Linked DNA regions of Homo sapiens: region 2 is linked to region 1. A link is a contact called in ENCODE Hi-C or POLR2A ChIA-PET data. All regions are on one chromosome and are shown on one strand. The core of a region is the stretch at or near the end of the contact, and the rest is flanking DNA. Distances in the headings are between cores, read along the strand shown. Region 1 overlaps VIT (vitrin). Region 2 has its middle 16 kb from the start of CYP1B1.

Evidence for each region. Hi-C counts contacts between places; a loop is a spot of excess contacts on that map. ChIA-PET counts read pairs that join two places held with the same protein, here RNA polymerase II (POLR2A).
Region 2: a map with no recorded cell type shows a loop between it and region 1 (7-fold over the local background). The contact joins two enhancer-like sites. A Hi-C loop is called at or near these places in 1 of 37 single-sample maps with no recorded cell type. POLR2A ChIA-PET finds 5 or more read pairs at or near these places in 1 of 52 experiments (activated T-cell).

The regions. Positions count from the first base shown.
Region 1 is chr2:36,797,108-36,801,124 of GRCh38, forward strand. All of the region lies in intron 12 of VIT (vitrin), which reads left to right. All of the region lies in intron 1 of LOC124905990 (a long non-coding RNA gene), which reads right to left. Among named protein-coding and RNA genes, the nearest start is that of VIT, 100 kb to the left of the region's middle. Within about 2 kb of position 1,789, at least 2 of the 41 ENCODE cell types and tissues checked have a DNase peak (open chromatin) inside an H3K27ac peak, as active enhancers do.
Region 2 is chr2:38,090,481-38,094,497 of GRCh38, forward strand. No RefSeq gene overlaps it. Among named protein-coding and RNA genes, the nearest start is that of CYP1B1, 16 kb to the left of the region's middle. Within about 2 kb of position 1,836, at least 11 of the 41 ENCODE cell types and tissues checked have a DNase peak (open chromatin) inside an H3K27ac peak, as active enhancers do.

The DNA.
Region 1 (4,017 bases), core at 539-3,038:
TTTTTTTGGCTCTGAAAATGTTGATAACCCTTGGTCACTAGAGGAAGATCCAGACTTTAAGGACTCTGAAGCTTATACAGTTTGGGGGCTCTCTTAAAGTGAAGATCACAAAATGACAAATACTGTACACAATTAGACGTCTTGGAAGAGGCATTATAACTTCTTAGTTAATCTGTTTCTGTGAAACACTTAGAGCCAACTGGATAAAACATCCACTGCAGAAGCTGCCCTGGTTAGGACCAGGTAGGAAACTCTGGCAATATTCAGGAAAGAGATGAAAGCCCAAACTTGGGGACGGAAAGGATGGGAGAAATGTGAGAGATATTTAGAGGTAGGTCTGACAGGACGTGGTATTTGATGAGGAGAGTGTCAGGAACACACACTGCTGGATGACTGAGTGAGTCAGAGAGGAAGGCAGATGGGGAGATGGGTGGTTGGGTGGATCAGGCTTGGAAGATAAACAACTTCAGGTTTGGAAATATCTAACCTGAGGTGCCTTCCAGAGGAAGCTGTATGGAAGCCATTTTATGTATATGTGAGGTTCAAGAAAGGGGACCAACCAGTGCACAGACAGCTTTTGGCACATGAATGGTCTGTGAGTCCTGGGAGTTGATGAAATCTCCCAGGGATGTGCATAGCCAAGAAGAGATGCATGATGGGGCTAGCACCCTATGGAACACCAAAGTTTAGAGGTTTAGAGATGCACAGAAATAGAACAAAGAAATGTTAATGCTGTTAATTGAGTGCCTGTAGGCGCCACATATTATGCACGGTGTTGGTTAGAGAAAGCTGAGTCAGGCAGAGAGATTGTCAGCTGGGGCTGGGAGTAAGGGAGATGGGTCGCTGAGCTTGGAGGGTGGGCACGATTGGGGCTTTCCAGATGAGGGAAGAAGTGAGCAAATGCACAAAGCTAGAAAAGTGGGAAAGGGTGAACAGTTCATTTTGACTAGAACATGGAATATCCTAAAAAAGAGAGTGAAAGAGAGAATAAGAAAGAGAACAGCCTTAACATGATAGTTGGAAATTAAATTATGGATGCTTTGAAAGCCAAAACATCAAGTTTAGCAATGGGAATTTCTGATGATTTCCAAGCAGGGGAATTTTGCGGGCAGAACTGAGGACTGAAGGTTCCTCTAGCAGATGGCCACACAACTAACACTACAGAGACCAACACAGGGATTCTTAGGGGCAGCCAGAAGCATGGGGGCCAGGACTCCCGGTGTTACAGTAGACATACAGGGTAGGGAATAAAAGCGAATGAATGTATGTAGAGGAATGGCCAGGACCTGAGGGATGGGGGCTGATGGGCTGTATAAGTAAAAGTGTACATAGCATTTACTGAAATTGCTTTGTAAAAATATAAACCCAGCCACGTACAGTGGCTCATGCCTGTAATCCCAGCACTTTGGGAGGCCAAGGCAGATGGATCACGAGGTCAGGAGTTCGAGACCAGCCTGGCCAACATAGTGAAACCCCGTCTCTATTAAAAATACAAAAACAAATAAGCCAGGCATGGTGAAAGGTGCCTGTAATCCCAGCTACTCCAGAGGCTGAGGCAGGAGAATTGCCTAAACCCTGGAGGCAGAGGTTGCAGTGAACCAAAATCGAGCCACTGCACTCCAGCCTGGGCAACAGAGCAAGACTCCATCTCGAAAAAAATAAATAGATAAAATTTTTAAAAAATGAACCCATAAGCCCTAGAACCCGAGGGGAAGAATACAGAGTGAAAGCCACAGTGCTCCTCCACTGTGTGACTCCTCCTCCCTGAATTTGTGACTTTAGCCTCAGATCAAGACACTTCACACTGTAGGTTGATAGGAAGGTCACGCCCAGCTCAACACCCCCATTTCCCCCATTCTGCTGATTGCTGTGTTGTTGTTTGTTTCTGTTTAGTCCCAACCATAGAACCTGGTTTTCTTCTGGTGAAATTTCATCTATTTGGGTTTTTCTCCAGTGCCCCACTTTGGTTAAGCTTGTTTTAAATTTCCTGTCTTCCCTGAAGGTGTCCACTCTTTCTGTTTTTCATCCCTTGCCTTGTAAATAAGCCACCCTCTGGGGATAGCATAGATCATTTTGAGATAGAGAGCAGTTTGGAAAACAGGGATGGAGGAAAGGAAGCGGGGAGGCAGACACTTTCTCCTCTCTCCCAGGTCCTGGTGACTGGTTTCCTCGTGACTGCACCACTTGTCCCGGTCCGCATGGACTCACTAAGAATCAACCCATGGTCAGCATCCTTGAGGTTCCCACCTGAAACTGCCCACAACCGCTTCTTCCTGGATCCATTTCTGGTGTTTGTAGAAAGGCTACTTTAAAAAGTTTTCTTGGCCAGGCATGGTGGCTCACATCTGTAATCTTGGCACTTTGGGAGGCCAAAACAGGACAATAAGCTGCTTGAGTCCACGCTTTTAAGACCAGCCAGGGGCAACATAGCAAGACCTTGTCTTTACAAAAAATGAAAAAATTTGCTGGGTGTGGTGGCATGCACCTGTGGTCTCACCTACTTGGGAGGCTGAGGTGGGAGGATGCTTGAGCCCAGGAAGTTGAGGCTGCAGTGAGCCAAGATGGGGCCACTGCACTCCAGGTTGAGCAACAGAACGAAACCCTGTCTCTGAAAAAAAAAAAAAGTCTTCTCCTTCTTGAAAACTTAGTAGCCTCTATGGCTAGGCTTGGTGGCTCATGCCTGTAATTCCGGCACTTTGGAAGGCCAAGGCAGGCAGATCACCTGAGGTGAGGAGTTGGAGACCAGCCTGGCCAACATGGCAAAACCCCATCTCTACTAAAAATACAAAAATTAGCTGGGTGTGGTGACACGCACCGGTAGTCCCAGCTACTTGGGAGACTGAGGCAGGAGAATCACTTGAACCCGGGAGGTGGAGACTGCAGTGAGCCAAGATCGAGCCAGTGTACTACAGCCTGGAGACACAGCGAGACTCCGTCTCAAAAAAAAAAAAAAAAATGGCCGGGCACGGTGGCTCACGCCTGTAATCCTAGCACTCTGGGAGGCCAAGGCAGGTGGATCACGAAGTCAGGAGTTCAAGACCAGCCTGGCTAAGATGGTGAAACCCTGTCTCTACTAAAAATACAAAAATTAGCCAGGCGCGGTGGCAGGTGCCTGTAATCCCAGCTACTCGGGAGGTTGAGGCAAGAGAATTGCTTGAACCCGGGCGGCAGAGGTTACAGTGAGCTGAGATCGCGCCACTGCACTCCAGCCTGGGTGACAGAGTGAGACTCCGTGTTAAAAAAGAAAGAAAGAAAAAAGAAAACAGTAACCTCTAGCCTGGACTGACTACATAATGTGCAGGGCAGCTTGTTCAAAAATGATGAAGAATTTCAAGACGGCAGCAGCAGAGCACTATGCCAAGCCTGGGCCTTTCTGACTGAGGCTCTTCTGGAGCATGGAGCCCTGTGTGACTGCGCAGGTCTCACGCCCACGAAGTCAGCGCTGCCTGTGGCTGAGTGTCAGTGGTTTGTGAGATGTGATCTCACACCTCATCTTGGGTGCGATGCACACACACCCGCCCTCCTGCACGCCTCCACACCCTCCACTCCGCCGCTTCGTGGGGATTCACTTGTAGAGAGGGATTCTTACTGTGTTTTTCCACTGAATTCACTCCAACTCCTCCCCAGTTAATCTTTTTCAGTCTTCAGCAAAATAGATGTTGACCTTCTAGATGAGTTTGAGTAGTGTCACCCGGTTGCAGGATGAGAAGCAGAGAGAGGTCTCCTTGGTACCACTATTCACGTGCAATTCCAGTGCTAAGGGTAACCCAGAGAGTGGCTGACAGCTGAGATTCTCTTTCTGGAGAGGGGGGTCTGGGGTAGGCTGAGAACGCTGAGCACTCCACAGATGGGATCCTGACATTTGCAAAATCCCACTTGACAACAGTCCCGTTCATTAGCAATATGGGTGTTATAACGATGTTTTCATCTACATGAGGAATCTGAAGCCCAGAGAAGTTGTCTCCTCAAGATCACACAGCCAGGAAATGGCACAGTCAACACACGCCTTCTGAGCCT
Region 2 (4,017 bases), core at 586-3,085, 1.3 Mb after region 1:
TCCAAAGTGCTGGGATTATAGGCGTGAGCCACTGCGCCTGGCCAACATTATTTTTTCAACCATCAACGGCGACTTAGATGGTCATTTGTGTTGTTCTCAACTCTATTATTAGAGACTCCACTGCAGTGATTTCACTTTTCTGTGCAATTCTGAATCCATTTGCAAATGTTCCCCCAGTATCGATTCTCAATAGAAATGCTTGAGCCATAGGGATATATGCATATATGCTACATCCTCACTGTCTTCTAAAAAGGTTTGCCAATTCCCATCTCTATGAACCTTGGCTTTGTACCAAGTAGAATGTACCTAAATACTTTTCCTTCTATAAAGGATGGTTACTTTGACTTAGGTTTGCCAACATGGAACAAAACAAACAAAACAAAAATTTTACTTGTCTTTCAGACCTATTTCTTCTCTTAAAGAATACATATGCCTGTGTTCAGATTATCTCCTCTTCCTGACAAATGAGGGAAATCCCCAGATGAAAGCTGATAAAACATTAGACGGGGGTGATTCCGGACCTCCACATCCCTATGGAACACATCACAGAAGCCAGGATTGGAGAGCCAACTCCACACACCTCCATATCCCCTCTTAGATGAATGGCAATTCTTTACAGGCCGTGGGCGCAGGCCCAAATGCCTTCTGGGCTTGTCTAATCCTCCAGAGGATATCAAAGGCAATACAGCCAGCATACCCAATCATTAGGAGTTTGGCTTCTGGGACCGGGCACTCTTGGGTGTGAGCACCAGCTCTCTTATTTATAAGCTGTAACCTTGGCCATGTTATTTAACCCTTCTGAGCCTGACTTTCCTCACTTGTACAAGACAGGTAATATACCAACCACAGAGGGTGGTTTTGAGGATTAAATGAGATATTGATTGTAAGAAAACAAATAGCATAGTTGATGGCAGAGTGAGCACCCAATAACAGTTAGCCATTATCATTATTACTACTACTTACTAAGTCCTTACTTCTGTCCAGTAAAATCCAAGACATGGCAAGGACTTGAACCTCGCAGGAATAAAAACATGGCCCACTTGGTTCAGCGTGACAGCTCTCAGGGTGGCGTGCCGTTACCCACCTGCAAATTCCTAACAGCCCAAAGTGGCACCAGTCACTTCCTCCTTGCGTTTCTCAGGCAGCACATTGAGTGGCTGCTAGCATCACTCCAGAGCCAGACTGAATCTGAATCTGGCTCTCCTACTTACACCGGAGTGACTTCCATGCTAGAAATCGCTTCTCTGGGTCCAGCTTACACTTAAGTGAATGGAGATGTAAAATGGAGACGATACCAGTACCGATTATGCAGAGTTGTGGTGAGGACTGAATGAACTAATACATGTAAAGCTTTTAGAAGGGTGCCTGGCATGTGGTGGGTGCTCAGGCATCATTAGCTGTTATCATTATTCTGTGGGAGGCCATTTGCCGCTGCCTTAAGAAGGCTGATCTCACAGAAACATCTGCTGTTGGCAGAAGAGCTCAGCACCAATAGCCAATTTGTGTTTCCCTCCAACTCCCAGATGGCAGCTCTGCAGCACTTTCTCCTCATCTAATTTCTCCTCACCCAGACGCGCTCCACATCAGGACCCTTAGGTAGTACAGAGACAGTTCTTTAGGCAGGGGGATGCCATGTTCCCAAAAGAGCCTGATGAGGCCATAGTAGGCCTCTTCCACCAAGCTATGCTTTCGGTCAGTCCCTCTGTGACTGTTACGGATGCTTTGTAGCCCTGTGGCAATGAGGCTCCAGGACAACACTCATGCAATTCCCTGCTGAGGAGAGTTCAGAAAACTCCATGCTGTGCAGTGCAATTGGGAGGAAACTCAAGGGAGTGCTGTCGTGGGACCTCCCGGTGGTGATTTGTACAAATGACGCAACGCTATCCAGCTTCCCAGAAAACACCGCCTTTTTTTCTTACATTACAGCTCTGAGTCAAAGTGTACTGTGGCCTCAGACCTGGGGCATACAGCCCATTTGACAGCCACAATGAGGGAAACAGCCTACTTCTGGAGCCTGTACCAGAAGGCAGAACGGGAGACTCCCAGCTCTCCCTTACTAAAGGCCAGGGAGGAAATTGTCTCGAATGCTCTCCAGTCCAAAATGGAAAGTTAGATTCAATGGTCTGTACTCTTGGGCTGACTAACCTCCGTTTTTCCTTTTCCCATTGTGCTGAGTCAGCCACGGGGGGTGGGTTGTGCATTTTAAGGGTTTGAATGCAGAAGGAAGGAAGGCTTCCCAGTTTCTGAGCCTTGAGAAGGTGGCACTGTGGCCTCCAACCAGCAGCCATGCCCCCAGGCACCTCATTCTCCTACACTATTTCAGGGACTTTCTGGTGCAATAAGGATGTGACTGAGCCCTGAGCCCCCAGGTTACCAGCCACACCCCAGTGGAATCCCGGGAGCTACGGGGTAAAATGGAATCCTCTTCCACAGCAAGTGCACAGAAGGCACTCAGGGCTGGTGGGAACCTCCATTTCTGCCCTCATTTACTCTGGACTCTGAACCTAATACCTGAGGCTTCCTGCAGCAAATCAGAGAGGTGAAGAGCAACTTACACGTATCTTTTTTTTTTTTTTTTTTTTTTTTGAGACAGGGTCTCTCTATGTTGCCCAGGCTGGTCTTGAACTCCTGGGTTCAAGGGATCCTCCTGCCTCAGCCTCCTGAGTAACACATATCACTCAACAAGGAATAAACACCACAACAATTTTGAGTACCACAGTCGGAGCACTGTGTCCTGCTAAATGTGAGGAGCATTCTCTCTGATGTTATCATCATAAGGCCAGGGCCTGTGGCTTAAGCTCCTCCGTTCCCTTAGAGTCTCCCACACCACACAACAAGTTTGGAGACAGAGAAAGTAGCTAATATTTCCCCCTAAGTGCCAGGCACTGTTTTCTATTTTTTACATTGACAGTTTCATTTATTTCTCCCAATCATCCTAAAAATATTGGTATATTTAGCCTGCTTTATATACAAAGGGATTAAGGCTCAGAGACAGTAAACTATTTGCCAAATGTCACAGAGGTTGCAAGTGAGAGGGGTCAGGATTTGAATTCAGGTCTGCAGGCACCAAAGCCCATCTATACCACACCAGTACACATTTGTTGACTCACTGCGTATCATCCTAAGTCTTACAGAAGCCCCACCCCTCTAACTACAGTAACTGTAGAGGTCTCTAGTACTGTTATGCCTATTAGGGACCTGGGCCACCCCACTGCCTTCTCCTGCCCTGTGAGCTGACTCCCTCCAGGAGCCCAAGACCACAACAAGCAAAGCCATCTTGTTGCCAGAGCCTGATGCAACTCACACCCTCTTCCTCCCCTCCCCTTGCAGAATATCCTTGGTATCTGCCCAGCAATTTAATCTCCACAATTTACAATCAAATCTTGGGATGGCTTAGAAAATCTTCCTTTAACACAGTGGCTGGAACATGCAGAGAGTTGGCATGCAGCCTCCACATGGGCTTCATGACTAGATCTGCTACACTCAAACCCATTATATTGAAATTACCATAAAATTCACACTATTCCAATCCTCAGAAATGATGGTTTTATTTAGAAGTAAGTGAGCAAAAGCAATGATTTCATAGGCCCCAGTGCCAAAATCTTAGCTCAATGTTTCTCAAATGTTTTGTTTTCAGAACCTCTTCAAAGTCTTAAAAAATATTGTAGAGTCCAAAGAACTATTGTTTAGCTAAGTATCTATCAATATTTATAATTCTAGAAATTAAAGCTGAAAAACTTATAAAATATTTGTTAGTTCATTAAAAATAATAAACCTAATACATGTTAACATAAATAACATTTTATGGAAAATAACTAGTTTCCAAAATTACAAATATTTAGTCAGAGTGGGCAGTTTTAAAAAATATTGTTACAAATCTCTTTAATTTATGACTTAACAGAAGATAGCAGGTGACTCACATCTGTTTCTGCAGAAAGACCCCCCAGTAAATTTGTAAGAGAATGAGAGTTAGAAATGCAAATAATGTTTTATTCCCACAGCTGTAACCTTGTGGGT